2 separate regions of the Homo sapiens genome follow, and region 1 is linked to region 2. The links are chromatin loops, found by intact Hi-C in ENCODE. Cell type or tissue: ovary. All regions are shown on one strand. Links, peaks and the distances in the headings refer to the core of each region. The heading gives the core; the rest is flanking DNA. Region 1 overlaps TMEM245 (transmembrane protein 245). Region 2 overlaps TMEM245 (transmembrane protein 245).

Region 1 (16,497 bases), core at 3,226-11,225, 63 kb after region 2:
GAAAAGAAATAAGAACTCCCATAATCCCAACCTCACATTTTCCCCCTGGTCTTTTACATAGTTGTAGCATGTTCTACTTATCCTTTCTCATTCTTTCTCTTCAGTTGAAAGTCAGCTCCACCAGAGCTAAGACCTTGTCTGTTTTGTTCTCCCTCCACTGAATTCCTGGCACATACAATAGTATCTCATATATAGGAGGTGCTCACTAAATAAGTGAATGAATGACTTCCCTGTTGTTTCATAATTTTCATAAGCAATCATACAGTAGCCCACCAAGTGCTGTATCATAATTTCCTTAAGTGTTTTTAATGTTAAAAGTTCAGCTATGAGTCAATTTTTACTACTGAGATCACTTGCACCCTGGTAAGTCAGCTCACCTCACTAGGACCAACATTCTACCCTTAAAAGTGCAGGGCTAAAGCCCAAGCTAGTTAACAGATGCTTTTGTTTGACTTTGCTCTGAGTTATCTTTCTAATTTGGAAACTTCATGATGGTGGGTGTGACAGATATTTGGAAGAATGAGTCCAAAACCAAAATATCATTTCCTCTCCACTTTGGAAACATAATTCCATGTGCAAGAAAAATAAGTGTTCCTACTACACCAAATTCCTTTATCTTAGCTGACATTTCTAAAGTCAGTTCTTCAAGGAGAATTCACTCTAAATATTCCCTAACTCCAAATACCTCTGGCACTAATGGATCTCTCAGCACAGACTAAGGTGGCCTTTTACATTCTGGAACTCTGCAAGAGTACAGCATGACTCTACAGCTGGTATATCTACCAGCTGGATTCCTCAGGAGCCTGCAATTCCCAAAGCCAGGCCACACAGGACAACGAGTCCAAAACAACCAGAGGGGTCTGTTTGAGGGGTCAATATATTAACACATGAAGCATGCAAACTTTCAGAGAAAGAATGACAGAGAAATGGATGACTGCAAGATGGAAAATAAAAGTCTTCCCCAAAAAAAGGGTTGGGAAAAGGGAACAAAAGAAAGAAAAAACAACAGGAAGAGATAGGGCAAAATAAAATCATGGAGGAGAACTGACAGTTGTAGAAGAAAGAAATGGAAAATAAGAAATCAAGATAAGATATGCGTAAAGTGGAGGGAAATGTGGGAAAGGTAAATGGAGACGGAGAAAAGGAAAATAAGAAAAACAAAAGCAATGAATAACAGAAGAAAAATAAGAAAAGCCTTTTTTAAAAAGGAAAGAACAAAGAACCAAGGTAAGAAACTCAAGAAGTTACATAATTACATGTATTTAAAAAGTGATATATGAGAACAAAGATGAGAGGGAAAAGGGCATAAAAATAGGAACCAAAGAGAATAAATGAAGGATCAGCAGGAGTAAGTAGCATTTTGTGATGCTGGTGTCCTGAATTTTACTTTCTATGTACATTTCATTTTCCAGAATAACCTTGAATGTCACCAGAACATCAGTCACCTGCAGGCTGAGTGGAGGGCTGGTCTTCACTGCTTGATTCATACCCTGTGATAGAGATGGCCAAGTTTGCCAGAGTAGAAGCTGCCATGGAGATAACCTGCCCTGGTAACTCTGCCCCTGTAAAAGAAGCATCCATTTTCAAAACTCTTTAAAGTAGGAAATAATGGCTGCAAATTTAAACACAGTCCAACATTTTCAACAACAACAAAATAAAATGGTTACTACTGACCCACTGAATAAGTGGTTCTTCACCAAGGAAGAACCATTAAGAATTGACATGAAAGTGTGCTAAAAAAGCAAATCCCTTGACTCTCTGTATACCTTCCTCCTTTGGGAACTTAATGCTGGTGGATGTGGCAGACACTACACATGTAAACTTGGAGTCCCACACTTACATTTGTTAACAAGTTGATTTTAATGCATACTTCTATTGAAAAACACTACCACATCAAGTCTGTGAGCTCCCTGATCTGACTGTCTTAGGCTATGTTGTATGACTAGGTCTCATGTTAGTACGAGATAATCCACAATTGGTGGTCATAACAACATTCCACAAATGAGTATGCGAATATATGGCTATTATGCAAAACCATATAGATTTATAAATTACATAACTCAGTACAGGCAAAATCCACCACTTGAAAATCTAAAGGAACATCATGACGTTGTTTCACATTATATATTTCCATGTTAAATTCCTAATAGGTAGTACCAAGCTCAATCATTTGCACTAAATTCAAGTAAAACATTCACTGGCAAAGGAAGTCTGTCAACCTTTAACCTTCTATAGCAGACAAGGAAGAATAGCTCACATAGCATCGGGTTCTAGCACACTTTCTTGCACACTAGACTGGAGAGCTAAAAAAATTGTATTTCTTGGATTCCCCTGCAGCCGAGGTCTCACATGTGACACAGTTTCTACCAAGCAGGTACACCTGTGCAGGACTTGAGAGCCTGAAGTGGCACACTGTAATTTGAAAGCCAGAGCTCTTGTATCAAACACAGTCAGTCAGGAAGGCATATGGTTTTTCCGCAGCAACTTAGCAGAAGTTCTGATGTCTGATCTCTAACTTCACGGCGAGCAGCAGCAGCCGTGGCCCTCTGCCCAAACAGTCCTTCAGTGTCACTGAGCATTTCTCCTGATTGCACTGCTTCCACCTGTGTCAGATTCCAAGATTAATTGTCTGGTCTTTCCAGAAATTCCATGTGCAAAAATTGTAAATGCTAACCAATACCTCCTACTATTTATTTAAACTACCTGGGGTAGATTCTATTGTTCACAACTAAGAACACTAGCAATTCCTAGTCACCAAATCATACACCCACACTCATACAACTGAGACATTACTTTTGGTAGGCCAAGACTCCGTATGGCAACATAGGATTCTGTCACCCCAATGAAAAGAGCCATGATCCTTCAGAAAGCCGATGAATTTCAGCTCCAAGTTAATTAACTCCACATACCCAAATATCCAAAGCTAGCCCTCTCCCAGATAGCAGCAAGCCAGAGCCTGAGGTGGATCTTTGGTAGATTCAGACATCAGGATAAGAGTACTCACCTTGCTCAGTCATACTCTGTCCCTCCTCTAATAAATGCCCCTGTGACCTGAAAGAGTTCATTTTTAGATAGGGTATCGTATCTCTCAATATGAGAGAAATTCAAACTCATGGTCTGAGAGGAAAGCCTAAGTTAGATTTCTGGATTAGGACCTTACTCTCCTGGCCTGTGTATCCAAGGTCCTCCTGAAATGCCAATAAGACAGAAAGGGCTGACAGAGAAAAACAGTGTCTTTCATTTCTTACATGTACTGTGTGCTGGGGATAAAGACACAGACCCTGCCCCCAGGGAGTATAGTAAAGGTATGAATTAAATAACCACACAAATAAACGTGTGTATAGAAATTATGGTTGCTATAAAAAGAAATGCTGGGTATCTTGTGACATCCTAACAATATCTTGGGCAGAAGGAAAGCTGTGAGAAGAACCCGGCATATTAAAGACAGTGAAAGAAGGTCAGTGTGTCTGGAACACAGACAGCTAGTAAGAAACTGGTATCAAATAAACAAGGCTGGAGAGGTAAGCCAGATGATGCAGATCACAGAACACCACATGAAGGACTTTAGTGTTTATTCTAAGAGGAAGAAGAACGCACTGAAGAGTTTCAAACAGGATAGTAGTCTTCTTCTCACTGAAATTTTATTGAGATAAAAGTATACTCATATGCAGTTGCAAGAAATAATCCCAGTGTACCACAATTTGTCCAGTTTCCCCTGACACAAGATACAGAACAGCATCATCACTATAAGGATCTCTCGTGTTGACCTTTTATAACCACACTCAACTGCCTCTCACCCCTCTCACCACCCTGTAAATAAATAATCCATTTGAGATATAAGACCATTCTTGCTTGTCTGGAGAAAAAGAGACTAGAGGGGACCTATAACGTATGGAGAAAAGTTGTTGCAGTACTATAGGCAAGACATGATGCCAGTGTGGTCTACAGCCACAACAGGGGAAACAGGGAAAAGCGGCTGTGTTAAAGAGACGTAGAAGAGTCAAAGCGGACCACACTTGATGAGGAAGCAATGAAGGGAATCAAAGAGACGAAGGTATCCCGGTTTCCAGACTATGGTTAGGTAGAGAATATATAGCAGAGCTGGATGAAGATTCTTGGCATATTAGAGTTATTTTTAGACTTTCAGATAGAAGTTCCACAAACAGGCTGGGTGCAGTGGCTCATGCCTGTAATCCCAGCACTCTGGGAGGCCAAGGCAGACGGATTACCTGAGGCCAGGAGTTCGAGACCAGCATCGCCAACATGCCGAAACCCCGTCTCTACTAAAAACACAAAAATTAGCTGGGCATGGTGGCACACGCCTGTAATCCCAGCTACTCAAGAGGCTGAGGCAGGAGAATCGCTTGAACCCAGGAGGCAGAGGTTGCAGTGAGCCGAGATCGTATTATTGAGCTGAGATCATGCCAATAAGCCAAGATCACACCACTGCACTCTGCCTGGGTGACAGAGTGAGACTTTGTCTCAAAAATAAAAAGTTCCACAAACAAACTGACCTACACCAGAGATGGGGCAAGACTTAGCTTTGCAGCAGTACACCCAGGAGGGATCTCTTAGGCCCCACTCAAGAGCAAAGTTTGGGAACACCTAATGGCCTGGGACAGTACAGTAGAAAAAGGAAAAACAAAAACAAAGACCTTCAGGTCAAAAATTTTAAAAATTAAGAATTCTCTCTTACATAAGATTACAGACTAGTCAAGGGTCTTTAATTACTGAACTGGCCTCTTCAAAAGTAATTTAATTAAATGGTTACTCATCTTGAGACACTGTAAGAAAAGTAAGTCCCTTGATGGTTTTTGCAAAATAACAAGATCATTGGATAGCTCTTCAAATAATGGACTTTCAGTTCAGCTGCATTTTATCTTACATTTCTAAATGCCTACTAAGCATTCATTCACCAAATAGGCGACTAGGCTATATGCTGATATAAGAGACTAAGCCCCTGGTCTCAAATTCAGTCTGATACTTAAGAGCTAATGTAAAGTAAGTGTAAACTGTTAGGGAGCAGCGTGGAAATCAAATCCATGCAGGGAGGTCTGGGAAGGGTTTCCAAAGGAGCTGTCTGACAAGAATATTGAAAGATGCCATCCTTTAAATCCATTTTAACAAAAGTAAGCTAGATAAAGAAGACAGAACAGTTCTATCTTGGAGAGGAAGCTCCTGAGAGACTGGTGTCTTAGAGAGCAGGGGTAGAAAAGTGTTTCAGGAAGACAAAAAAACAAATATGAAGACACAAAGGCAAGAAAAAGCAGAGGTGCCCTCTTCAAAGAACTCTAGGAAGTTCAATAAGACCGGAAGATAGTGTGAATGAGAAGAGCAGAGTGGCGTAAGAATGCAGAGGGAGGTTGGGACCAGGGCATAGAAGGTCTCACATTTGCTATGAGGAAGCAGCACAATTCAGTGGCTGGAAGCACAGGTGAGGAAAGAAGACTCCCCAGGTTCAAATCCCAGGTCTATTCTTACTACTTAGATGGCTATAGGCAAGTTAGTTAACGTCGAGATGTCCCAGTCTCCTCATGTGTAAAAATGAGGCTTACATAAATTCGTATCTCATTTGAGAATGAAGTGAAATAATACATATAAAATGCTGGCTGGGCACAGTGGCTCACACCTGTAATCCCAGCACTTTGGGAGGCTAAGGCAGGTAGACCACCTGAGGCCAGGAGTTCCAGACCTGCCTGGCCAACATGGTGAAACCCCGTCTCTATTAAAAATACAAAAAAATTAGCCAGGTATGGTGGCGCATGCTTGTAATCCCAGCTACTTGGGAGGCTGAGGCAGAAGAATCACTTGAACCCGGGAGGCAGAGGCTTCAGTGAGCCAAGATGGCACCACTGCACTAGCCTGGGCGACAGAGAGAGATTCCGTCTTGAAAAATAAATAAATAAAGTTTAGAACAATGCTGGGTATGTAGGAAGTACTCAATAAATGTTAGCTATCATCATCATCAATATCAATCTGTTGGCTTCGACAGTATAAACTAGAAGCAGAAGCCACTAACCCTTCTGTAGTATTTCTTTGTACCTCTCCTCCCCTTTCTACTTTATAGTATAGCCATCTATCTTCCCTTAGTAGACATTTTTAGATCTCTCCACAGAGCTAAGCAAAATATCTTGTATCTGTAGAGTAGGCACTGAAAGATTCGAGAAAAAGCTAAACCCAATCAATTAAATCTTCAAAACTGTGGCTTAAGGAATAACTCTCCAACTTGCTAATGGCACTAAAATATGCAGTAAATATGCAGTAAAGCTTAGCTACATCAATGGAAACTGCACTATTTTTCTAGTTAATACACAAATGACTCAGCACATTTTTCGAGCACCTCAGACTTCACAAAAGCATGAAAGGAGTAGCACACAGAGAAAATAAACAAAGTATTTGAAAATTATGAATATAAGATTTGGCAAACTGCTTTTATCCAACAGATCTGTATTTTAATGACTTCTGTCTCAATGATACCCTTCAGCACCTCAAAAACCACAAGGAATTGGCCTGGAATCAGAGTCCAAAAAAAAAAACAAAAAACAACAGTCCAGGCAGGGAGATGATAAACTGAACAGAACAATGCCAGGACTGAGAATCTTGGCCAAGTTGTGGTATTAGAATGGTATTGTATTTAAAAGCCACAGCTAAAAATAGGCACATAAACAAGGGAACATAATCTTGGGACTCAAGGACTAAAGAAAAAAAAGGAAAGAACATCCAAGGTTTCAGGTATCAATCTACCCAGAGACAGGGCCAGCATTAAGCAGAAGCCAAATAACAGGGATCTACACAAATCCAAACAAGCATGCTACTGACATTAGCAGCCTAGCACCAGGGGGCAGAAACTCAGAGTCCGGCACACAAGAAAGAGACCACAGGTCAGACAGTGTCTGTTAATACAACAACTCAACGATGAGCAGACTAACTTTTTTAATAAGCATGGGTAAATATACTTTAAATCCAGTCTAAATAAGGAGATACTTCTTGATCCACTCCATTCTTTTTCACAGGGATAGCAGCAGTTACCAGAAATACATCCAAACATGCTTATTGGAAGCAGGCACCGCATACCAAATAACACCTCCCCAGCCTGCAAAGTTCCCTTTGAAGAAGGCTTCTGTTTCCATTACTAATGTGGAAAATACAACTCCCTCTCAATGGCTTCTAGTATCACGTCACAAGGGCCTGGAGATGGACCAGTAGACTTTTCTCTAGGCCTGTTTAACTTGCAGTATCAGAAGTGGGGACTGGGAGGGGAGCAGTAAAACATTTGGTTTGCTCCCTTTTTCCAATTTGGGCTTGACTGAACCAAACTTGTTCACTCATATCTCATGCTATCCCAAAACAAGTAAGGCAACTATCAGGATTCATCTCTGCAAAGACATTTCTAGTCATTTACAAACAATTACCAATGCCAGGAGGAACAGCACTCAGCTGTACTTGCTGGTACTTCTCAGGCTGGGTATCCAGGCTATTATAGATATATCTGATGATTGTTTCACTAACTTTTGAAGAAATTTCTTATACTCAGAGAAAATGGCTCTCTGAGCCTAAGTTTCTTCATTTGTAAAATAAGCATAACACCAATCTCACTAGACTGCTTAAAAAAAACTAAGAGTATTTTTAAAGAGTCTAACACAGCCTTACTTATAGGAGATAACAATGCTAGTGTACCTCTTTCCTCAGACGCCAAGGGAACATACTGAACGTGGATTCCAGGTGCTATGGTTTGAGTGTTTGTGCTCCAAAACTTATGTTAAATTTAATTGCCGTTACCACAGTATTAACAGGTGGGACCTTTAAGAGGTGATTAGGCCATCAGGGCTCAGCCCTCATGGGTAGGATTAATGTCATTATAAAAGGGTGAGTTCAGCCCCAGCCATCTCTTGCTCGCCCTTGTACCACGTGATGATACAGCAAGAAGATCCTCACCAGATGCCAGCACCTTGACATTGGCCTTCTCAGCCTCCAGAACTGTGAGCCAATAAATTTCTGTTCATTGTAAGTTTCCAAGTCTGTGTTACTCTGTCACAGCAGGACAAAACAGACTAAGCCATAAGGTTTCTACTAAGTAAGGTTTCTGGGATCTAGGAGGCAAGGAAGCTAGGTCATGTAGTTGTGTTAAGTCAACAGGACCAATATGGAAAACTGAAGGAGCTGACAACTACAACTGATGCAAGAAGGATGAGTACTCAATACTTTTTCAGGATGACTGACACTTACTCAAAGAGCCTGGGGAGGGGAAAGAACGCTGGGCTTAGGGTCAAGAACCTATGTTTATTTATTTATTATCATTATTATTACTTTTAAGACAGGGTCTCACCTCTGTAGCCCAGGCTGGAGTACAGTGGCATGATTACTACTCACTGCAGCCTTGACCTCCTGGGCTCAAACAATCCTCCATCTTCAACCCTCCCAGTAGCTGGGACTATAGATGCACACTACCACACCCAGCTAATTTTTATTTTATTTTATTTTTATGTATTTATTTATTTTCTGTAGAGACAGGGTCTCACTATCTTGACCAGGCAAGGTTAGTCTTGAACTCCTGGGCTCAAGCAATCCTCCCGCCTTGGCCTCATAAAATGCTGGAATTATAGCATGAGCCATTATGCCTGGCCAAGGACCTAAGTTTAAATCTTAGCTCCACTAGTCACCTGTGTGACTGCAGGCTAGTCAGTTAATCTCTAGAAGTATCTTCATCTGTAAATGAAGATACCATCTATCTTACAAAGATTTATTTGTTTGAGTTCTGTTTTGTTTGCTTGTGGATTTAAAAAGATAGCACATTTAAAAGCACTTGAAAGTTCTTGGCTCATGACAGGCACTTAAATATTTTTCCCTTATTATCTTAAGCTTTTGGGAAATACTATGTTAGAACTTCTCAGGTCTAAGAGAAAACCACTGAGTAAGACCCTTGGGTTCAGAAGCAACCACTGAAACTAACTCAGCAATGATCCACAAGAAGAGTTTTCTGAGGCGGAGGTGGGAGCACTGCTTGAGCCCAGGAGTTAAGCTGCAGTGAGCTATGGTCACACCACCACTGCACTCCAGCCTGGGCAACAGAGCGAGTCTTAGTCTCTAAAAACAAAATAAAATAAGAATAATAAATAAATAGAAGAGTACTCTGGGTCTAGGAACCAAACTCAGGCTTTGAATTCTGATGAAATCCAGGACTAATTCTGTGAGTCTAGTGAACCACAGCACAAAACCTTCAAAGCTCAGAAGACATAGAGAAAGATACCCACACAAGTGACTGGAAAACAAGAGCAAGTGATACAACGGGACACTGGAAATGACAAGGAAAGAGCCGATGCACACACTGTTGTGGCAGTATACTAAAGCATTCCTGTACCTACCTATATTACAGTGACATCTACAGCAGGAAACTGACTGTAAGTACAAGAGAAGGGCTGTCCCATTACACACCAGATGGTTTGAGTTCTGATTCTTAAAAAGAAACGATGTTCTTAGGGGCAAGAAGAAAAAAATACTCAGAAATTTAGGAAAAAGAAACACTTAAAAGATTTATTTTATGATGAGGATTATTTAGACTAGAAGTCCAGAAAGGGATTCTAGATCAATAATCACCTATCTTGACACAGGTTGAAATGAAAGTTAAACAAAATAAATAAAACCAAGATTTCCAAATCTGTACTCAACATTTATTCTGTGTGTCTGTGATTTCCTTCCTTGTCATAGCCTGTAATACAAATAACAGCAATCTGGCTTGCATATCAGCACATCACTACTCTAAGTTTATGGCTAGTATTCATAATCGACCATGGTCTTCTTTTTCCCCTTGCTCAAAAATTGGTCTTAGAAGTCTTATTACCCTTACAGTTTTCTAGGCTGCTGTCATGAGATGACTAGAATTTACACCGTAGAGAAAACCCAACCACAACCTTTGGTTTAGACTTGCATTACTTATATTCTTATAACAATTACTTACTTGGCCCTGGACAAAAGCAGTCAAAAGGGGAAACCATTCTGGCATAAGAGGTAAAGGGTAAGCAGAACTGTCTGAGTCACTTGCCATTAGGTGAAAGAAAACAAAGGAGATAAAACTAACCAGAAAAACAAGTCGAAACTGCCAAGCTTTCTACAGCAGTTGCCAAAACAGGAAATTTACTTCCACTAGTCAGATATATAACCACAGAGTCTAACAGATTATAACCAGGAAGACAGGCTGAACAAAGAAAACTTAGACACCAAAATATAAAATAAAATAAAATAAAATCTTCCCTATTTTCCACTGTCAGAGAGATATATAGTTATGGTTACTTTGTTTCAGGAATTTTAAAATTCTAAATATATATTTACAAATAAAAATATGGCTTACAATTGTTAGATATTACTCATTTATCAAATAAAATAATAAAAAGCAAATTAATTTTTAAAAACTTTTACAAGGTACCTGTACAAATACACCAGAGTACCACAAACAGCCTCATGATGAGAATAAAATGAAGATGTTAAAAATAATGCTCTATAAGTGTATTCATTGACACAGAAAGTTCCTCATGACATAATTAAGTTTAAAATGTGGGTTACAAAACAGAATGTTCACTGTGATCTAGTTTTTTTGTGTTTTTAAAAGCCTAAAGGCAAAACAACTATTAGTTAACATTTTGGTATAATCTGTAGACAGTGAGATTTTGAGTGATTTTTAGTTTCTTCCTTTTGTTTCTCTGTATTTCCTAACTTTACTGCAACACACATATTATCTGAGAAATTAATTCTTTTTAAAACATACTGCAGCTAGTAATCTGCTCTTGGAGTTTATTATCGCCATCAGAAAGAAGCAAGGAGTAAAGTATTGGTCAACTGTAGAAGCTTTGTGTTCAGATTTACCTCTCCAGTCACAGCTGCTTCCACACGGCTGGGTAACCAGAAGTCTGATCTGATGATTTGAGGACCACTACTATATCCTGACAACCTCCCCACTTACAACTCATTAGAGACCTCTACCTTTAACAAACTATTTGCAGATATAGGTCACTCACAGCCAGGGTACCTCAAAATAATCTTTAAAAGCACATGGTCTATTCAACTTTGTACTAGAAATTCCAACCAGAGCAATCAGGCAAGAAAAATAAATTACAGGCATGCAAATTAGAAAGGAAGAAGTCAAACTATCCCTATTGCAGATGACTGAACTTACATATGCAGAATCCTAAAGAATATACCAAAGAAACTACTGAAGCTAATAAATTCAGCAAAGCTGCAGGACACAAGATCAACAAGCAAAAAATCTGTTGTATTTCTACCCAGCAGCAATAAACCATCCAAAAGGAAAATTAAGAAAACAATTCCACATGATAGTATCAAAAAGAATAAGGAATAAATTAAAGGTCTAAGACATATACAAAGAAAACTACAAAACACTGCTGACTCCCATGTTTGTTGCAGCACTGTTCACAATAGCCAAAATTTGGAAGAAACCTAAATGTCCATCAACAGATAAATGGAAAAAGAACATGTGGTACTTATACACAATGGAGTACTATTCCGCCAAAAAAAAAGAATGAGATCCTGTCATTTGCAATAACATGGATGGAACTGCAGGCCATATAAGCTAAGTGAGACAAACTAGGCACAGAAAGACAAACACCTCATGTTCTCACTTATTTGTGGGATCTAAAAATCAAAACAATTGAACTCAGAGATAGAGAGCAGAAGGATGGTTACCAGAGGCTGGGAAGGATAGTGAGAGGGTACGGGGAAGCTGGAAGTGGTTATTAATAGGTACCAAAAAGTTTAAAAAAATGGACAGGGCGTGGTGGCTCATGCCTGTAATCTCAGCACTTTGGGAGGCCAAGGCAGGCGGACCACCAGAGATCAGGAGTTCGAGACCAGCCTGGCCAACATGGTGAAACCCCATCTCTACAACAATACAAATATTAGCCAGGCATGATGGCGGGTGCCTGGAATCCCAGCTACTCGGGAGGCTGGGGCAGAAGAATCACTTGAACCCAGGAGGTGGAGGCTGCAGTGAGCTGAGATCATGCCACTGCACTCCAGCCCGGCCAACAGAACGAGACTCCATCTCAAAAACAGAAAAAAAAAATTAAAAAGAGTAAGACCTAGTATTTGATAGCATAACAGGGTGACTATAGTCAATAATTTAACTGTATATTTTAAAATAACTAAGAGTATAATTGGATTATTTATAACAAAGGATAAATACTTGAGGGGATGGATACCCCATTTTACTTGATGTGATTATTACACATTACATGCCTGTGTCAAAACATTCCATGTACCCCATAAATATATACACCTACTATGTAGCCACAAAAATTAAAATTTAAAATTAAAAAAAACACTAAAAAATTAAAGAGTAACGAAATAAATGGAAATGCATCCCACGCTCATAAATTGTAAGGTTTTTGTGGTTTTGTCTTTTTATATTGTAAAGATGGCAATGCTCCCCCCCGCCCACAAGTGATCTCTAGATTGAATGCAATCCCTATCAAAATCCCAAAAGGCTTTTTTGTAAAAACAGGAAAGCTGATCATAAATATGGAAATGCAAGGGACCCCAAAATAGTCAAAACAATTTTGAAAAGGAAGAACAAAGTTGGAGAACTCACACTTCTCAATTTCAAAACTACAGTAATCAAAAGAATGTGTTAACTGACATTAAGGAGAGACATATAGATCAGTGAAACACAACAGAAAGGGCAGAAATAAACCCATATATATATGGTCAACTGATTTCTGACAAGGGTGCCAAGGCCATCTTCAACAGTGCTGGGAGAACTGAATATACACAGGCAAAAGAATGAGGTTGGATCCTTACCTCACATCATTTACAAAAATTATTTCAAAACGGATCAATGACCTAAATATAAGAGATAAAAATATAAAATTCTTAAAAGGAAACTTAAGGGTAAGTATTTACGACCTTGGATTTGGCAATTGTTTGTCAGATGACATCAAAAACACAAGCAATAAAAGAAAAAGTAGATAAACTGGACTTCATCAAAAAAATTTCTTTGCATCAAAAGAGACTATCAAGAGAGTAAAAATACAACCCACCAATGGAATATTTAAAAATCATATATTTGATAAGGGTCTAGTATCTAGAATATGTAAAGAATTCCTAAAACGCAACAACAAAAAGGCAAACAATTTAATTTTTTTTAAAGGGGAAAGAATTTGAATAGACATTTCTCCAAAGAAGAGAAACAAATGGCCAAAAAGCAAATGAAAAGATGCTCAACATCATTAGTCATTACGGAAATGCAAATGAAAACCATAATGAGATACCACTTCACACCCACTGGACTGGCCATTATCAAAAAGTGGAAAATAATAGGTGTTGGCAAGGATGCAAAGAAATTAGAATCCTCATACACTGCTGGTAGAAATCTGAATGGTACATCTGCTGTGGAAAACAGTTTGGCAGTTCCTTAAAAAATTAAACACAGAATTACCATACGACCCAGTAATTCTACTCATAGGTAAACAAAGAACTGAAAACGTGTATTCAAATAAATACTTGCACACAAGTTCATAGCAGCACTATTCACAATAGACAAATGGTAGAAATAACCCAAATATCCATCAACTGATGAGTAAATAAACAAAATGTGGTGTGCTCTTACCATGGAATATTATTCAGCCATAAAAAGGAATGAAGTACTGATATATGTACAGGGTTTCTTTCTGAGGTAATGAAAATGTCTTGGAACTAGATACAGGTCATGGATGCACAACATTGTGACATATTGTATGCCTGTTTTTTTTTTTGAGACGGAGTCTCGCTCTGTTGCCAGGCTGGAGTGCAGTGGTGCGATCTCGGCTCTCACTGCAACCTCCACCTCCTGGGTTCAAGCAATTCTTCTGCCTCAGCCTCCCGAGTAGCAGGGACTACAGGCACATGCCAACCATGCCCAGCTAATTTTTGTATTTTTAGTAGAGACGGGGTTTCACCATATTGGCCAGGCTGGTCTCGAACTCCTGACCTCGTGATCCGCTTGCCTCAGCCTCCCAAAGTGCTGGGATTACAGACGTGAGCCACTGCGCACGGCCTGTAGGCCATTTTTACGTGATTACTGCACCTGTAGCCCTCGCTACTTGGGAGGATAAGGTTGGAAAACCCCTGAGCCCAGGAGTTCAAGGTTACAGTGAGCTATGATTGTGCCACTGCACTCCAGCCTGGAAACAGAGCAAGACCTTGTCACTAAAAAATAAAATAAAAATATTTTATTTTATAAAAATAAAATATTTTAATAAAATTAAAATACAATGGCTTATGGTTAACTTTAAGTTATACATGCCTCAATAAAATAATACCAAAACAAATCATGGTCTAACAACCTAAAATATTTTAAACAATTTATTTTCCACTCAGAAACCATCATAGGTTTTTAAATAGATTCAAAGCTGTTTCATCATAGCATTTTTTAAAAAGCTACTCTCCAAAATACTTCAAAGAGTAGTATTAATAGAATGCCCTATTTCTTACCAGAAGACTCTTTTCCATTCTGTTTTTCATAGAGGGTACCCACAGACATCAGGAAAACAATAACCAGGAATACTGGAATTCTCCATGAGCCAGCCAGGGATGCTGCAAATTATTAAGAATTAACATTTTTAGTGAAATAAAAACCTAGTACTTGTTTTTACAAAACTCAGTTTTGTAGTTTGACAGAACAATCTGGTATATATATTAGTTACAGAATTACTTATCAGGCAAAAAAAAAAAAATTTAAGTCCATTAGATAAACTTCAAGATTTCTCAAAATTAAGTTCATCCCTGCTCTCAGAGGCCCCTGGTCAAATGGATAGGGTACATGCCTGCCTACCTTTAATGGGGTTCTATTAAAGAGAGTCTATTGTAACGTATACCAAAGGTCTAAAACCATCCCGAACTCAAACCATCTACTTCACCCCAGAATGACCAGAATTAGGCATAGATCTCAAAGCCATAAAGTCTGCCTTGGTTTCTTGAAAATACCACCGGGCGTGAACTTTCTCTCCCAAGAAAGAGAATGGCCCAAAAGAGCACAGCAAAACCATCAATGTCTCCTCCTCAGTGTATAATGCAAAAATGTTTACAAGTTGGCTGGGCGCAGTGGCTCACACCTGTAATCCCAGCACTTTGGGGGGCTGAGGCAGGTGGCTAATTTGAGGTCAGGAGTTCGAGACCAGCCTGGCCAGCATGGTGAAATCCCATCTCCACTAAAAATAAAAATAAAAAAAAAAAATTAGCCAGGCGTGGTGGTACATGCCTGTAATCCCAGCTACTTGGGGGGCTGAGACAGGAGAATTGCTTGAACCCAGGAGGTGGAGGCTGCAGTGAGCCAAGATCACACCACTGCACTCCAGCCTGGGCGATGGAGTGAGACTCTGTCTCAAAAAAAAAAAAAAAAAAAGTTCACAAGTCACCAAGAAACAGGTCCCTACCCATAACCATTTCCCTGAGTCCACCTAGAACCTCATAAAACATCCCTGCCTGCCTGCCTCCCTCCTCTGCCTTCCCTGAGTTCAAAATGAGTCATATCTGACATACGGGTTCTTGCAGATAAATTCCTCTATCATTCCAACTCAACAAAGCTAGAGAATAATGCTTTGTTTGACATCAAACGAAGACAGAGACATAGCTGTTTTTTATTTTATTTTTAACAATAAGTAGTAGCTCTAGAAACTACTTTAAGGCTATCTGCTGCTCTGGGTTACTGAATTGTGTTGTTAAATTAGAACTTAGTGTTTCCATTGGCTCAAACTTGGGAGATGAAAGTCTCAACCATAAGTACCACGCTGAAAAATCAACATCTGAGCAGCCACCCAGCTAACATAACAGGGAACCCATTACTCTGAGCAGCTCTGACATGAATCATCCTTATGTGGAAAAGAGATTTGTCTCTCTGAAGCTAACTCACAACTCTGACATCTCTCCCTCATGGTTACAGAGATCTGTTTAAAGCACTCTTTCACAGGACAGTCCTTCAAATATTAGAAATAGGCTTTCATGTCTTATATCCTCCTTACCTCTATCTCCTTCCCACCCTAGAGCCCCAGTTCCCTCCTCTTATCCAGAGTAAACATCTCTAGTTCCTTTAACTGGTTCTCACACATGTCTCTGAGCACCTCTTATCGTTGACTGCTTATCTATATCTTCCCCTAAGTATGACACTCAGAAATGATATGAGAATCCAAGGGTGCTCTACTTTTTAAGATGTATTGACTTTTAAAAGGACCTTTTGGAAAATGAACATAATTAAAGACATTTTAAAGCACATCATTTTCATTAAAATTTAATGAAAGATTAAAGCATAACATTTTCTAAAGATTAAGAATGTTAAATGCAACATATGACACTACAAAAAATTCACTTTCATTCACACAGTCAGCCTCTGCTGACCTTAGGCTAGACTTAAAAAAAAAAAAAAAAAAAAGAAGGAACCCACCTAAATGAAAAAGCAATATAATCCAGACAGGAATTGAAACTGCTCTCAAGTAGCGTTCAGTGCTTGCATTCCAC
Region 2 (16,497 bases), core at 8,001-16,000:
GCTTACCAACTAATGGGAAAAAACAATGAATTAAACACACATCTATAAAACGCGTATTAAGTTCCAACAGAAGTGTAAGATACCACAGGGACACAGCAAGGACTTCTTACCTAGTTCAGAGTTTCAGTAATGTTTCTCACAAAAAGGGTACTTTGAGTATACACCATGATACTGGACTTGGCTAGGAGGGAAGTGGTGTTCTTTACAGAGGGGACAACACTGCAAAGATGACACTGCCTTCTGGTAACTAAAACAAGTTCAATACAGCTGAAAAATAAAATGCAAGGCACACAGCACAGAGATGAATCTGGAGAAGTAGAGAGAAGAAAGGCATGAGAAGTCTGACAGGGCAAATTAATGTGTTAGCTTTATCTTGAAGGCCATGGGAAGCCACTGTGGGAATTTTAAGCAGCAGCAGAATAGAATATTTATGTTTCAGAAAAATCAGAGAAGCTATACTATGAAGAACAGACTAGAGGGAGGCCAGACTGGAGGCAGGAACCAGTAAAGAGGCTGCTGAAGAAATCCTGGCAGTGGGTCACACCACTGGGAGTAAAGAGGATGAGCAGATTCAGGAAATTTTCAAGTAACAGAAAGTAAATCAAATGTACTCCCTTCCCAGCCCCAGTTTACTCTCTTTTCTCAATCTTCTAAAGTGGAATGACAGCAAGTGCACCCCAAGTGAAATTCTTAGGGTTAGTGTAAAGATCTGCAGAAGCGGGGATGGTTTATGGGGAGTATCTTTATACTTCATTTTGCAGAGACCCAGAGATGGGGTTTCACCATGTTGCTCAGGCTGGCCTCGAATTCCTGGACTCAAACGATCGCCTGCCTTGGCCTACCAAAGTGCTGGGATTACAGGCATGAGCCACTGTGCCCAGCGGATACTCATTTTTGATTGTACTTTCGGTATTTAATTATGAAAGATATAAACCTCAGGTTAAGAAAGCGTGTACAAAAACAGCCACAAGTTACTCAATCTTCCCTAGAGAAAGATAAAGCTGAGTTCCTAAAGGACCACATTCCAGTTGTCACCTTCCTCTCAAGGTGTAACAGAGGGCAAAGGAAAACTACAATATGGAGAATAGCATCCCTGAAAGAGTTCCTGGGACATATGCCTTACAGGATTTTCTGGGCTTTAATATTCAGAGACTGCTGCTCAATTTTTAGTAGAAGTGAAAGAAGTCTATCAAAGCAAGTCTGATTATCCTGTCCAAAAATCCAGAAAGTATGCATGACTACAGGGGTGTTTTTGCCTTTCCCTACACATCCCATCTCCCTAAACAAGCCCACTATTAATAGAGAACAGAGGAAGTGAAAGGTTCTGATTATTCAGCAGAGGCCAAAATAGTTGGGAGCCCAAAGCTGTGCTGTATCCACTACATTCTCACTATCAACAGTGAGCAGCAGAGAAGGTCTTCCTTCCTACAATCTTTCCTTAGGGAGAATGGGCATTCATCTGTGTGAAGATAGTAGTCTAACAAGTTTTTTTGCAGTGTGGAATTAAGAGGTATGTCTGCTTAATAAAATGCAACCATCTATTCTCTACTGTCACACTGTAACAATATACAAATTCCTAGAAAAAGCCAAGCCCTTTCAGAGCTCATGCTTCTGTAGATACTATTCCCTCACAGCCCATTCATTCCTTCCACTAGGAATTGAGCATTCTGAGTACAAAATACTGTTGACAGAGGTTGACATCAGTAATTAAAATAGACTTGGTCCTGGCAGTAACAGCAACTATAGTCAAGTTGGGATGGGGGAGAGAGAAAAATAATCAAGTGTATAAATGAAAACTGCACTACAAAAAAAAAAGTACAAGGTGCAAACTATAAACACATTAAACTGGCAAGGAGGCCATAACCTAATCTTGGGGGTAGGAAACGCTTCTCTGATGAACTGACATTTGAACTGAGATCTGAATAGTTAGGAGTTCGTTAAGAAGGAAAAATGGGGGATTATCCAGATGGAGGATTATCCAGATAGAGAAAGCAGCGTGCACAAAGGCCCAGAGTTTCAATGGCACCTGGTGTATCTGAGGCCTGATGGAAAGCCAGTGCGGCTGCACCTCGGACAGCAAAGGCCATGAAAGAAAAAAAAAAGAACTAAGAGGCAAAAGCAACAAATTCTAAGAAGGTGGAAAGCGGGTGGGACTGCTATGACCTGGCATACGTGATAGAGTTTGGCTGTCTGTCCCCTGCAAATCTTATGTTAAAATGTGATCCCTAATGTTGAAGGTGAGGCCTAGTGGGAGGTGTTTGGGCCACAGGAGCAGATCCCTCATGAATGGTTTGGTGCCCTCCCCAACAATGATAAATGAGTTTTTGCTCTATTCCTTCAGGTGAGAGCAGTTTGTTTAGAAGAGCCTGTCATCTCTTGCTTCCTCTCTCTCTCTCCATGTGACACACCTGCTCCCCCTTTGCCTTCCACCATGATTGGAAGTTTCCTGGGGCCTCACCAGAAGCAGGTGCTGGCAGTATACTTCTTGTAGAGTCTGAAGAGCCATGAGCCAAAATAAACCTCTTTTCTTTATATAAATTATCTAGCCTCAGGAATTCCTTTATAGCAATGAAAAACAGACTAACACAAGACCCTAAAAAGCTGGATCTTAAACCAGTAGTGAGAAAGGCCAGGAAACATTCTGATTTATTCAGCGAAATCCCCCATAAGGTTTAGGAACTGGTGACATCAAGTAACTCCGGAAGTAGGGTGGGAGATGGGGGTAAACACAGGACTGCTTTACAGTTTCCTTAAAGAGCAGTAAGACAACACCCTCTGATATCCTCACCCCACCTCCCACCCCAGCCAAGCAGCTGACTCCACCCTCTCCCCTCCTTGGCAGAAAACTAGAGGTTTTTTTCCCCTCTGGAGAAGGTAAAACAAAAAGCGTCTGAACTAGTGCACAACAGGCAGAAATGAGGGTGGGCATCCATCCCAACACTGGGAGATTAAGTGGATGTTTACATCTTGAAGGCTGTCCAGACCTTTTCCTCCTCCTGGCTCCCAGGAGGCTGGCAGCCAGGCTTTTAGTCTCTAGCCAGGAGATTAGAAGCTCTTTCTTTGAGGAATATACAAGCCCAAAAAGGGGACCAAAATCACTGACATTAAGGGCTGGACAAAGCAGTGGCCCTGCCACATCATATTATGGTAACACATATCACAATCCACCACAGCTTCTGAGTGTCTCACTCTTTTTTTTTTGAGACAGAGTCTCGCTCTGTTGCCCAGGCTGCAGTGCAGTGGTGCAATGTGCAATGGTGCAATCTCTGCTCACTGCAACGTCCACCTCCTGGGTTCAAGTGATTCTCCTGCCTCAGTCTCCCGAGTAGCTGGGATTACAGGCTCATGCCACCATGCCTAATTTTTGTATTCTTAGTAGAGACAGTGTTTTACCATGTTGGCCAGGCTGGTCTTGAACTCCTGACCTCAGGTGATCTACCCACCTCGACCTCCCAAAGTGCTGGGATTACAGGCGTGACCCACCGCACCCGGCCATGTCTCATTCTTAACATGAGCCAACAGCCAAACACCTTCAATACCTGATATTGTGGTTCTGTTAATACAGGTTAGTGTCCCTTATCTGAAATGCTTGGGACCAGAAGTGACTCACATCTTTTTTGCACTTTGGAATATTTACATTATACTAACCCCAAATCCAAGAATCTAAAATCCAAAATGCTGGCCGGGCACAGTGGCTCATGCCTGTAATCCCAGCACTTTGGGAGGCTGAGGAGGGCAGATCACCTGAGGTCAGGAGTTCGAGACCAGCCTGGCCAACATGGTGAAATCCCATCTCTACTAAAAATACAAAAATTAGCCGGGCGTAGTGGCATGAACCTACCTGTAATCCCCGCTACTCGGGAAGCTGTGGCGGGAGAATCATTTGAATCCGGGTGGCAGAGGTTGCAGTGAGCCAAGATCATGCCACTGCACTCCAGCCTGGGTGACAAGAGTGACACTCCATCTCAAAAAAAAAAAAAAAATCCAAAATGCTCCAACGAACACTTTCTTTGAGCATCATGTTCCCATTCAAAAAATTTCTGATTCTGGAGAGTTTCCGATTTGGGATTTGGGATGCTCAACATGTATGGCAAAGGTGGATGGATTTTACAGATATAATGAATGTCCCTCATTAGCTGACTTAAAAAAAAAAGAGATTATGCTGGGTGGGCTGGGTCTAATCAGGCGAGCTCTTCTTTTAAAAAGTCTAGGGGTCAGAGACCAAAGTTAGAAAAATACTCTCCCGCTGGCCTTAAAGAAGCAAAAACCCAAATTATCAGCTGCCTATGAAGAGAGGCAGCCTCTAGGAGCCATGAGCCTCAGTTATACAACTACAAGGAAATGAATTATGCCAACAACAGGACTGCTTGAAAGAGAACCCCAATCCACAGATGAAACCCCAACTCTGACTGCAGATTTTCAGGTCCTAAGCAGAGGACCCAACCAAGTTTTGCCTGAACTCCCGACCCACAGAAGCTGTATCGTAAATGTACGTTAAGCTGCTAAATGTGTAATCTGTTACATGTCATACAAAATATAAACCTGTACGCTAAAAAGGTACATTTTACTCTAAGGAAATAATACCTCAATAAAGGAAACTGAAAAAAATGTGCAAGTAGAAATGGAAACCTCTATAGTAAAGCTACAAGATAAAGTTGAAGAAATCACCCAGAAAATGGAGCCAAAAAGACACAAGTGAAAAAAGAGAGAAAGGATGTAAAATGTGAAATGCCCAGTCCATGAGGGTCAAAGTCAAAATAAAATAAATTTCTGAAAGAAGAAAAGGAAATCATGAAACAACTCAAGAAAAATGTCAGAACACCAGAACACAAGTTTTCACTTTTAAAGGTCTTAGCAAGTGCCCATCAGGACAGAAACCGTAGATAAACAAAAAGATCTTATATGTCTTCAAACAGTCAAATTAACAAGAATAAATAATAAAAATTGCTTCAGACTTTTAACAACAATCCTAGAAGCCAGAAAACAATGAAGAAATAAATGTTAAAGAAAAAATTTCAAGCATAGAATTCTCTACATAGGAAAGCTATCGGATTAAGTTTGACATTAGGAAAAGCTTTTTCAGACATGCATCATCCCTCAAAATTTACCTCCTATGCATATTTTCCCGAAAATCTATAAGAGGATGTGCTCCACCAAAAAGGAAGAAATCAAGAAAGAAAATTATATAGGGTATAAGAAATAAGGATTCCAATGCAAGGGAGAGTTGAGGGAATACCCAAGGTGACCGCTGAACAGCAAGCCAAAAGGACAGCACTCCACTGGGGCAGACCAGGGCACTTAGGACAGTCTTCTTTAGAAGACCAACTATGCCTGGTGCGACTGAACATACCAAGTGGAGAGGTGAGTGCCTGGTGCAGAGCTTGAGATGGGATTAGTTATAAGTACATGGAAAGCAAAGCAAATAAAAACCAGTATCTTTATTAATTCAAGAGAAAGCAAAAGTCGTATGGGTAAAGAAATATTAGAATATATGACAAGGCTCAAATATGAATATAATTTAAAGTCATAATAATGTAAAACCTGAATACTGATCTAACCAGTATCACCGTTTGTTTTGGGGGAATGGGTAGTGAAAGCTAACTTCTAACCTTCCAAGTCGGAAGTTATTAGATGATGCCTATATATGACCAAATCAGAAATAAATACGTCACTTCAAGATATGGAGGTAAATATCAAAATAATACAGGGTCAAAAAGTGGTTCCTCTTAGAAAAAGGAAGAAGAGGGAGAAGGCAAAGTCCTTATTGTCCTTATTTTTCACTGAGTTTTGTAGAAATTTGACTCTTTAAACTCATGCATGAGTAACTTTGAAAGACAAAGGCTATATGGGTCCTCACGTTATCTTTTTCTACTCTGCCACGCCACATAAGCATTTTGTACTTTTAGAAGGACAAAGAGTTAAAAAGGTTTATTACCTCTAAAAGAATTCATTTAAGTTGCTTTCATTTCACCTTAAATACTAACTCTTGCTTTAGTAACTTGAAATCATTAAGTTTTTCTCAAAATAACAGCAAAATATTGATCAATTATCTTTTTTCTTTGTGTTTGGTGAGCCCATGGAACAGAGCCTCAAGTTAGCAAGTGCATTCTGTTGATTTCGAGCACCGCTGGCTTCTCAGGTATCTGAGCACTTGTCTTTAAGAGGCAAAGGCAGAAAAGGATATCATAGTGTCACCACCACCAAATTGGGAAGGCCCTTGTCAAAATCACCGAAGCACCTCTCCTTTTATTCTTTTGGAAAAACTGATTTTCCCCTGCCATCAACTAAGGATCACGCATTGGCTAAAATGGCCCCCTAACCAGCTCTAACTCAGAGACTTTACTGCATTTGTTCTGAGTTAAAGGACAATGTCTCTCTTCACAAAATATAACACTAAAAACAAAATTAAGCAGAATCATGTTGTTAAAGAATTTTACATAAAAGTATAAAATATTTTCATTAAATGCATTGTCAGAACCAACTTGTCAGTGACTCCTTGATTACACGAGAATATCCAGTGGCAGGAAAACTAGTGTTTTCCAATTGCAGATAACAAGGAGAATGCCATATAGTTTCCGGAAAGTTCAAAACATTTTACTTTTTATTCTGAGACTGTCCTTCTTTTTTGTTGTTAAAATGTAATTTCTGGCACATAACATAGAAAACTGTTTTTAAGTATCCACCTAAACTTAAAACCAGATGTATAACCAGACATTCCTCTTTTAGGTATATGTCCAACTACAGTAAGTACTGTGCGCATGTCCACCAAAAGACATGTACAAAAACGTTCGTGGCAAAATAAGAAATTTTTTTTAAAAAGTTCATAGCATCTTGAATTAAAACAGACATAAACTGCAAACTACCCAAATATCTATTAGTCCTACAATGATTAAATGAGATTGTAATATATTCATGTAATGGAAGATTAGACAACAATGCAAGAATGAACCATGAACAGAGAAAAACATCCAACAATATGAATGAATCACACAGATACACTGTTGAGCAATGAGGACTGACTCAAGAGTACCTACCTACTATATGATTTCTTTTATATGAAGTTCAAAAACAGGCAAAACTAATGAAAAGTGACTATGGTTAGAGTATCAGCAGGCAGTGGGGTCTGACTGAGAGGAGGCAGGGAGAAGCCTTCCAGAACAACAAAAATATTCTATACCTTGATATGAGTAGTGGTTACATGGGTGTGAGTACATGAAAAAATCAACCTGTCTATTTAGAGGTACATTTGGCTATTTAGATGTACATTTCACCATATATAAATTATACCTAAAGAAATTTAAGAAAATTATAAGACAATTGAGAAAAATTTTCAAACATTATAATTTATTTTATGAAATGCTGGTGACAGCAGATAACAGTACTTTTTATTTTAATATCTGTACTTACAAAATAACATGTTGCAACTCTATATTGGTGTCCCAAATAATTTTTTCCCAACTTTGTATTTTAAAAATGTATAAACCTACACAAAATTGAAATGCCGGTACAATTAACAACCATATGTCTTTCATCTAGATTCAACAATTGTTAACATTTTGCTACAGTCACTTCCTCTCTCCCTCTCCCAGTTCTGGCGGAACTGCTTGCAAATAAGTGGCAGACATCATGACACGTCATCTTTAAAGGACATTCTTCTACAGAACCAAAATATCATTGGTTATGACTGGTTATCATTGTATCATTGGTTATCGAAGTATCATTGTTAAATTGGTTAAACCAAATTTAACATTGATATATTATTTAACATATGGTCCATGTTCAAATTTCCCCAATTGTTTCAGAAATATTCCTCCCATCCCCAATCCAGAAATCTATCCCAGACTCATGCAATGCATTTGGTTGTCCTATTTCTTTTCCTTTTTTTTTTTTTTTTTTTTTTTTTTTTTTTTTTTTGAGACAAGAGTCTCGCTCTGTCACCCAGGCTGGAATCCAATGGCATGATCTCGGATCACTGCAACCTCCACCTCCCAGGTTCAAGCAATTCTCCTGCCTCAGCCTCCCGAGTAGCTGGGATTACAGGCACCTGCCACCACATCTGGCTAATTTTTGGGGTATTTTTAGTAGAGATGGGGTTTTACCATGTTGGCCAGGCTGGTCTCAAACTCCTGACTTCAGGTGATTTGCCCACCTCAGCCTCCCAAACTGCTGGGATTACAGGCATGAGCCACACCACATCTGGCCTGGTTGTCCATTTCTTGAGTCTCTTTCAATCTGGTATACCATGTCCCGCATAGAATTAGATTTTTTAAATTTATTTTTGGCTTTTCAAGACATTAACAATTCTCACCCAATATAGGTCTTTTTTTTTTTTTTTTTTTTATATGCTGTTGCCCAGGCTAGAGTCCAGTGGCACAATCTGGGCTCACTGCAGCCTCCGCCTCCTGGGTTCAAGCAATTCTTCTGCCTCAGCCTCCCAAACAGCTGGGTTCACAGGCGGGTGCCACCACACCTGGCTGATTTTTGTATTTTTAGTAGAGATGGGGTTTCGCCATGTTGGCCAGGCTGGGCTCGAACTCCTGACCTCAGGTGATCCACCTGCCTTGTTCTCCCAAAGTGCTGGGATTATAGGCGTGAGCCACTGCTCCCGGCCCCAATATAGGTTTTAAATTTTCTTGGTATATGAAACCCAAAACTCTGCCAACGATTTGTATTTACTTAGTGTCTTCTGCAACCTTTATCACAGCATTGGTACTCAAATACCTTTATCCTGACAAGTCTGGATGAAGCTACTTATCAAATACAGAGACAGGACAGTTCAATGTATAAATACAGCTTATGATTATTCTGCTTTAACTCACCGCTGAGGCTGAGCAGGCCATGGGGTCTGGTTTGGCGTGGGAACTGAATTCGTGGGACTCACTAGCATGGCACTATAGATATTGGAAGCAACCACAAGTATGCAGAGAAGAATAGGACCGATGATTGCTCCTTCCAGGCCTAGGTAGTATGCTCCACCGGCCACTGCCAAGCCTGTCAGGTAAGGATGGCCACCTCTGGAATAAAGAGCACGACCTTTAACACACAAAAACTGGAAAAAATCTGAAATACATTTCTAATACAATGTGCATTCTTTAATACACTATGCTTTTTAGCATATTATCAGCTTTCTTTAGATCACCTCGATGCATACAACTGAACACTGACTGCAATAATATTGAGATGCAACAATATTGAGATGCAACAATTGTTTTTCCTATGGATGACATCTGCCTCTTTTTATAGCTCCAGGAATGAAAGAATAAAGCCAGCAATGTTAACAGATATTTTATACCCATTACAGGTGCCTGCCTATGATGGGTTAATGTTGGCTTGGGACTGGTTAGGAGTCACCTGTTAAGTTAACCTCCATCAAGGATAATTAAGTGAGCACAATTTAGCATGTAATTCAGTTAATTATGCTTTTATATGACGACAGCAACAATGAGAGCATCCCTGTTACTCATAGGTCAGACTTTTGGCAACCTCCTAAAATATAGTTTTTAACATAGGTGATGATAAAAGGCCTCCTGAGGAAAATATCTGTCACAAAGCCCAAGATTTCTATTTCACAGGAGAATCACAAATGCCCTCCAGCTTATTACAGTATCACTTATGTAAGCGGAATGAAATAAAACAGAACACAGTAGCATAGCACATTGATAATGACAAGAAAGGACCACTGACATCAGAAGGACTGGGAAATAAGTCACATTCTGTTTGTTTCTAGTTTTAAACATAGATGAGAAGAACAATTCAGTGAGGGGCAAATAACTAAATATCCTGGAAGGATGTTCTATATTACAGCTAAATCAAAGTAAGACTTGTGGAGAACCAGTCTTCAGGAAACCAATAAATTATATTCATAATGTGTTTGTCTTTCTCATTCCAAAAAAATGATTTAGGGCAGTATTCCATGTTTGCTAAGTAAACTTCTTCCCTAAACAACACATTCAAGGAAAACTATCAAAAATGCTTAAAGCTTTTTATTCCGCTCCATCACCCAGGCTGGAATGCAGTGCCGCAATCACAGCTTACTGCAGTCTTGACCTCCCAGACTCAAGTGATCTTCCTACCTCAGCCTCCTGAGTAGCTGGGACTACAGGCATGTGCCACCACACCAAACTAATCTTTATATTTTTGTGGAGAACGGGTTTCACCATGTTTCCCCGGCTGGTCTTGAGCTCCTGGGCTCAAGTGATCCACCCACCTCGGCCTCTCAAAGTGGTAGGATTACAGGCTTGAGCCACTATGCTCAGCCTTAAAGCTTTTTTTAAAAAAAATAAAAACGTGTGGGAGTTTATGAATAAAAGCTTAACCTATTAAAAAATAAAACAATTTATGCCAAACCTTTCATTTCCCAATAACAACGTTTAAAGACAGTATTTTAGGCCGGGCATCGTGGCTCATGCCTGTAATCCCAGCAGTTTGGGAGGCCAAGGCAGGCGGATCACTTGAGGTCAGGAGTTCAAGATCAGCCTGATCAACATGGTGAAATCCCATCTCTAGTAAAAATACAAAAATTAGCCGGGTGTGGTGGTGCACGCCTGTAATCCCAGCTACTCAGGAGGCTGAGGCAGGAGAATGGCTTGAACCTGGGAGGCGAAGGTTGCAGTGAGGCGAGATTGCACCACTGCACTCCAGCCTGGGTGATAGAGGGAGACTCTGTCTCAAAAAAAAAAAAAAAAAAAAAAAAAGACAGTGTTTCTTTAATTCCAGCTGTAAACCTTAATATAAAATTTACAGCAAAGTTTAAAGAAATAAAAGCACTTAAGTATTAATCATACTTATTCCTGCTCAAATGTCAACTGTGACACACTAGTTAACCACACTATGATGTTCAGCTTTTTAATTTTCTCTCTCAAGTTTTAATGTGACTGAGAACTGGCTTGATATACTTAATGCAATTTCTAAAAGAGATGTCAAAACCTATAAAAACAGACATTTATTTATTGTATTATATGGCTAAAGTGTTGATTCTGACTTAGATTTAACCTGTATTTATCATAGAACCATTCCAATTATATCTTTAGAGAGCTCTGCTTGCCAGAAATTAACTTGCTGAGATTTGGTTTCACATGGATATCCTCAGACATACAATCTAACAACATTTTCTCCAAAACCAAAGAAGAGATAAAAATAATCATTAACTGTTCACTGTACTTAAAATATTTGATGTACATCTGGTCATAATTCTTTTCTAGGTTAAATGTCACTAAATCAAGAGAAAATTATTCACAATTTGGTTTTAACCCAGGACATCATATATATTATAAATATTACATATGTAATAAGAAAATATTGGCTGGGCATGGTGGTTCATTCCCGTAATCCTAGTGCCTTGGGAAGTTCAAGGCAGGAGGACTGCTTGAGCCTAGGAGTTCAAGGTTCAAGGCTGCCATGAGCCATGACTGCACCCTGCACTCTAGCAGTCTGAGTGAAAGAGATATTGTCTCAAAAAAAAAAAAAAAAAAAAGTTGCTCTGGAACTCTGGGGCAACAACAACCAAAAAAAAAAAAAAAAACCCCAAAATATCATGCCTTGTAAACAATACTATTTTCAATGAAAATTTCATTTGTGGGAACACAAAAGGCTATTTCACTGAAAATTCCTACTACCAGTTCTTTTGTATACCCCCAGGAGAAAAAAATCCTCCTTTAAAAAAAAAAAAACGGAAATGCCTGGATGATTCACTAATAAGAAATTCTGTGGCTTACTTACCCTGATATGTCAGAGTAGATTGCAGTATCTACAAAGTATGTTGGCAAGAGATGAAAAATCAACAGTAAAATGGCCTTGCATCCTAACCCTTGTGTCAGCCACAGGTCAAGAACTGCAGGTACTGCTGCCCAGTATGTCCCCAGGAATGGCACTGCTCCAAGGATTGCTGCTAATGCTGAAAAAAGAGTAAAAGAAAAACAACTTAACATCATCAGCAAAACACTAACAAAGCAAAAGAATCTAAGCAGTAGCTCCTCCTCAACAACTTCCAACAAAACAAGTTAAATACTCACAAACTCAAATATTAGGGAAATGATATGCCCTATCTAACTGAATTTTCTAGCTAAGTAAAGGCTCAATATCTTAAAATGTGATACTAAAAATCTTTCTAAGTGTGTGTCTTATTTATGGATCTCTTCTTAAGCAATAAAATTCAAGGGTTCTGTAGTTGCTACTATCAATCAATAGTTAATATACGGTCCTATAAATACACCTACAGAACATGTGTCAAAACTTGTACTGAGTCCAAAGCCCAATCAGAAATTAGTTTCTAAACCTCAGCATAATAAAAATAAACAGAAAAAATCCTGAGTTGAAGGACCCTGCTTCAAGGTCATTCCCTTCCAGAGCAGTATGTTCAAGCACTCTTCCTCCATCTGGCTTCTCTCCAAGTTAAGAGTAAAGCAAATGTAGTTTCTAGTTCTGGTCCTACCAGAAGCCAGGTACATGACCTTGGAAAACTGGTCTCTCATCTATATGACAAGTCTACCATCCCGCCTCACAGGGTGCTTGCAGGTCAGAGGGTAGGTTTGTGGACATCACAGTAGAGAAGAACGTGAATGAACTTGACAATGTAGAAGGAAGCACAGACAAATAGGGAAAGGGGGGGATGTGGTAGAGGCAAATGTGGAAGGCAGAGATATTTAGGAAAACAAGCAGCCATAGAAATAAAGGAAGGAAAAGTAGAAGAAGCACCACAACAGATCTTAAGAGGTATGGAGGCAGCTTATGTGCCCTCAGAAGCATTCATCTTGCCCTGGGATGTAATCCCTCATGGACAAAGCTATTTTGACAACAAGTTGCTCCCTGCCAATCAGTTCAATTCAAACGTTACTGAGAGCCAATTATGTCCTAGGTGTTATGCTAAGTGCTAGAACATTCATTCATTGAACAAACATGTAGGGCAACTGATACGGGTTTGGATCTGTGTCCCCACCAAAATCCCATGTCAAATTGTAATCCCCAATGTTGGAGGTAAAACCTGGTGAGAGGTGACTGGATCATGGCGGGTGGATTTCACCCCTAGGTGCTGTTCTCATGATAGTGAATGAATGAGTTATCGTGAGATCTGGTTGTTTAAAACTGTGGTAGCACCTCTCCCCTCTCTTCCTCCTGCTCCAGCCATGTAAGACATGCCTGCTTCCCCCTTACTTTCCACCACTATTATAAGTTTCCTGAGGCCTCCCCCAAAGCAGGAGCCACTATGCTTCTTGTACAGCCTGCAGAACCGTGAGCCAATTAAACCTCTTCTTTATAAATTACCTAATCTCAGGTATTTCTTTATAGCAGTGAGAGAACAGACTAATACAGCAATTTTTTCTATGTGCTGGGTATGGTTCCAGCTGCTGGGGATACAGCAATAAACAAACACATTACAAATCATATTTCTGTTCCTAATGTGGACTAGATTCGATCTCAAGCCAAAAAATTTAGTTTTTTAAACTTGAGGAAGTAGACATTTCCTAGATGTATGTAAAATGGCTTAACTTTCCTTAAATAGCGAATAGTGGAAGGTACAATATGGTTGTTACCTGATGGTATGAAGACAATATTGATGCCAAACATAGTATGAGTCAGCCAGGTATACAATCCATAGAAGCCAGCCATTTTGAGGGAAGCATCAAACACCCCTCTGGAATGCCCAAAGATAAAAAGAAAGAGTAAATAAACAGTGTCATATCGTGATTCAGAAAAATCACGTGACCACTTGATTCCAAATCATGTAATAGCTTCAGTTTTTCTGCTGGCCTGAGAATGCTATTTTCATTTTATTTCAAAGAAACATAAACACCTTACTTTAAATACATTTACTAAGTTATTCTTTATGTAATATGAAATATGTTTTATTTGGAAATATGTTTACTATTCCTTAAATTTCTGATGAAAAAATAACTGAAACACCTTAAAATACCCTATTCTCTGAAATAATTCATCAACTTTTCACTCTGAAGCAGATATTTCACCACCAAAACAAATGGAAAGAAAATTAAGCGTGAATAACATGTTTCCAAGAATACAGTTTAAACTCTAAGAAACCCAGGCTGTGGCCAGTCCTCCCCTTTTGGAAAGAGCCAATAAGGGATAGTGTAACTTGTATTTCACCATCTTTCTTTGCCTTAACAAAATCTTCCTATGTTTCTTAAACTATGTAACTAAGCCTACAAAGTAACATCTCTTACAAATGCTATCAAAGAAAGTAGGTCATTGGGAGAGAATTTGTGGGAAAAAAAATATTCCTAACTCCAAAGTAAAATCAGAGAGGAAAATACAAGAGAGATAAAAACAGACACATATATTTGGTGACTAATATAGGAATTCAATACATGAAAATCTGCAATGTCAGGTGCTCTGTGTTTTTCAGTTGGAAGATTAGTAAGGCAGTGCAGCACTATAAGGAGGGGAAATAAGGAACTGTTCAGAGAGCACAAAGGTGGCAACCCGTAAGTAATCTCAAGGCAGCACAAAATCATAAAAACCTGGACTCTATGGGGTGGTGCAGAGGGGTGCAGGGAAAGCACCTTCATATGGTCACTACAGAAGAAAAGCTGTAGTTGAAAAAGAAGACGTTAGCGGCAAACGTGACCTTGTACATGCAAAAAGAAACACCAAGCTTTTCTAAAGCATCCCAAGAGGTATACTGTTAGGAGCAAAGTGAAGCCCTGTAATCTAGTGATTTAGTCATTTAGTAGTGTTCTGGGACATGGATCCAGGGGCAGAGTGGCTCCCCAATTGTAAAACCTGCTTTGTCATCCGGACCAATGGCTTTCACTAGAGAACGTCTTAAAGGAGCCATATGACTCTGCAACAAGAACCCAGAATAAAGTGGTATCAAAAATACCAAAAGGAAGCGAAAGACCCCAAAGAAAATACCAAGGATCTGCTCAACAACTAAACAGAGAGGACAGAGCAAAAAGAAAACAACAGAGCTTCAGGTTTTAAACCTGAAGGGGAAAGAATAGCAGTGTCTCAAAGTCATGGAGAAGGCCAGAATGGAAGAGGCATGCAAGAAAAGGGCAGTTTGTTTAGTATGGGCAACAGGAACTCAAAAAGGATGATGAAAATACCCTAGAGGTAGCTGAAATAAGAGACAAGGCTTAATAGAAAATTCAGAACAAGACATCTGAGACGCACCAGAATAATTATAAAAGAGTACAGGACATCTTAAAAGGGCAAGTGGAGAGAAAATAGGGCAACAGGTTGTGTTTTCATAAAGGACCTAAAGACAAAGAAATACCAGCCAGAGAGGTAATGAAATCATTTCCGTAGTAGGAGGAAAATCACTAGAGTGCAGTATTCCCGGAGACCAAGGGAGAAGGTAGGTTTTGAGGGGGAGGGAATAATGACATAATCGACCACAGAGAAAAAGAAAGGAAAAAAGTATAGAATTTGTCTAGAACTAGGGAGGTCAATGAGGAAAAGATAGAGATGTGATCCTTTCTTTAACCTTATGTTATTTAAAAAATTTAAGCCAAAAATAAGTTGACATCAAAGGTGCAACAGAATACTGCAACTCAATCACCCCTCTGGGTGGCAAGTAACCAAGGCTCAATCCAGTAAGGACCACGTGGAGAAGACAGCAGTCTTCTTTCTTTCACTGCTGAGAATATTGGTTGCTGGTAATGTTCTCAAGGCAACTTTTAAATGCACTGTATATTGTTTGCAGTTACTAAACATATTCATGTAACCTAGTGAGGGATGAAAAGACAATATATTCCCCTCTACCTCATTACTTGTGATCTGGCACACAAGTTTTATAAATAAAACAGCAGAGAAAAATCCTCTTACAATTTACCAGAAAACAGAATTTAACTCCCTCAAATTCCTAGCAACTTTTTCTTCTTTTTTATATCAGCTTTATTAAACTATGATTTACAAATAATAAAACTCACCAATTTGAAGCATTCAATTCAGTAATGTGCACAAATATATACATTCTATAACCATCATTACAATCAAGATGTAGAATATTTCCATCACCCCAAAAAGTTCCCTCATGCCCTTCTATTGTCAAACCCTCCCTAAACTCTGGCCTCTGATGGCCACTAGATATGCTGTCACTATAATTCTGCCTTTTCTAGAATTTCACGTAAACACAACCATACATTATATAGCTTTGTATTAAATTGTGGCAAAATATCCATGGCACAATATTTAGCATCTGAATCATTTTGAGTGTGCAGTTCAATAGTGCTAAGTACATTCACGTTGTCGTGTAGCTTTTGGTGTTTCTTTCACCTAGCATAATGCTTTTGAGCTTCACCAACATTGTTGAGTATATCAGTAGTTGGTTCCTTTTTTACTACTGAGTAGTATTCCATTATGTAGATCTACTACAACTTGCTTATCCATTCACCAGCTGATGGGCATTTGAGGTGTTTCCAGTTTGGGGGTATTATGAATAATGCTGCTATGAACATTTGTGTACAAGTCTTTGTGGACATATGCTTTCATTTCTCGTCTGTAAATACCTAGGAGTGGAGATACTGGGTCATACGGTAT

The links. A loop is a pair of places that touch in the nucleus more often than their neighbours do. Peaks named below come from ENCODE experiments on the same cell type or tissue, not always from the same donor. Only the 100,000 strongest peaks of a DNase experiment are listed, where the experiment ranks them.
Region 1: it touches region 2 in a loop (2.7-fold over the local background); 7 of 110 quality-filtered maps call a loop at or near these places.

Annotation. Positions count from the first base shown.
Region 1 is chr9:109,092,030-109,108,526 of GRCh38, forward strand. It overlaps TMEM245 (transmembrane protein 245), which reads right to left. Exons shown (of 18, transcript NM_032012.4): 2 at 16,424-16,497; 3 at 14,479-14,580; 4 at 1,446-1,562. Among named protein-coding and RNA genes, the nearest start is that of TMEM245, 20 kb to the right of the region's middle. In ovary, for the core only: a CTCF peak has its summit at 6,804 (motif pointing right); a DNase peak (open chromatin) is centred at 6,838; H3K27ac peaks cover 7,731 bases.
Region 2 is chr9:109,024,488-109,040,984 of GRCh38, forward strand. TMEM245 (transmembrane protein 245) reads right to left here. Exons shown (of 18, transcript NM_032012.4): 15 at 13,530-13,630; 16 at 11,719-11,893; 17 at 8,820-9,014. Among named protein-coding and RNA genes, the nearest start is that of MIR32, 14 kb to the right of the region's middle. RefSeq lists an enhancer at 11,311-12,510. In ovary, for the core only: no CTCF peak of the experiment used is centred there; a DNase peak (open chromatin) is centred at 11,854; H3K27ac peaks cover 3,695 bases.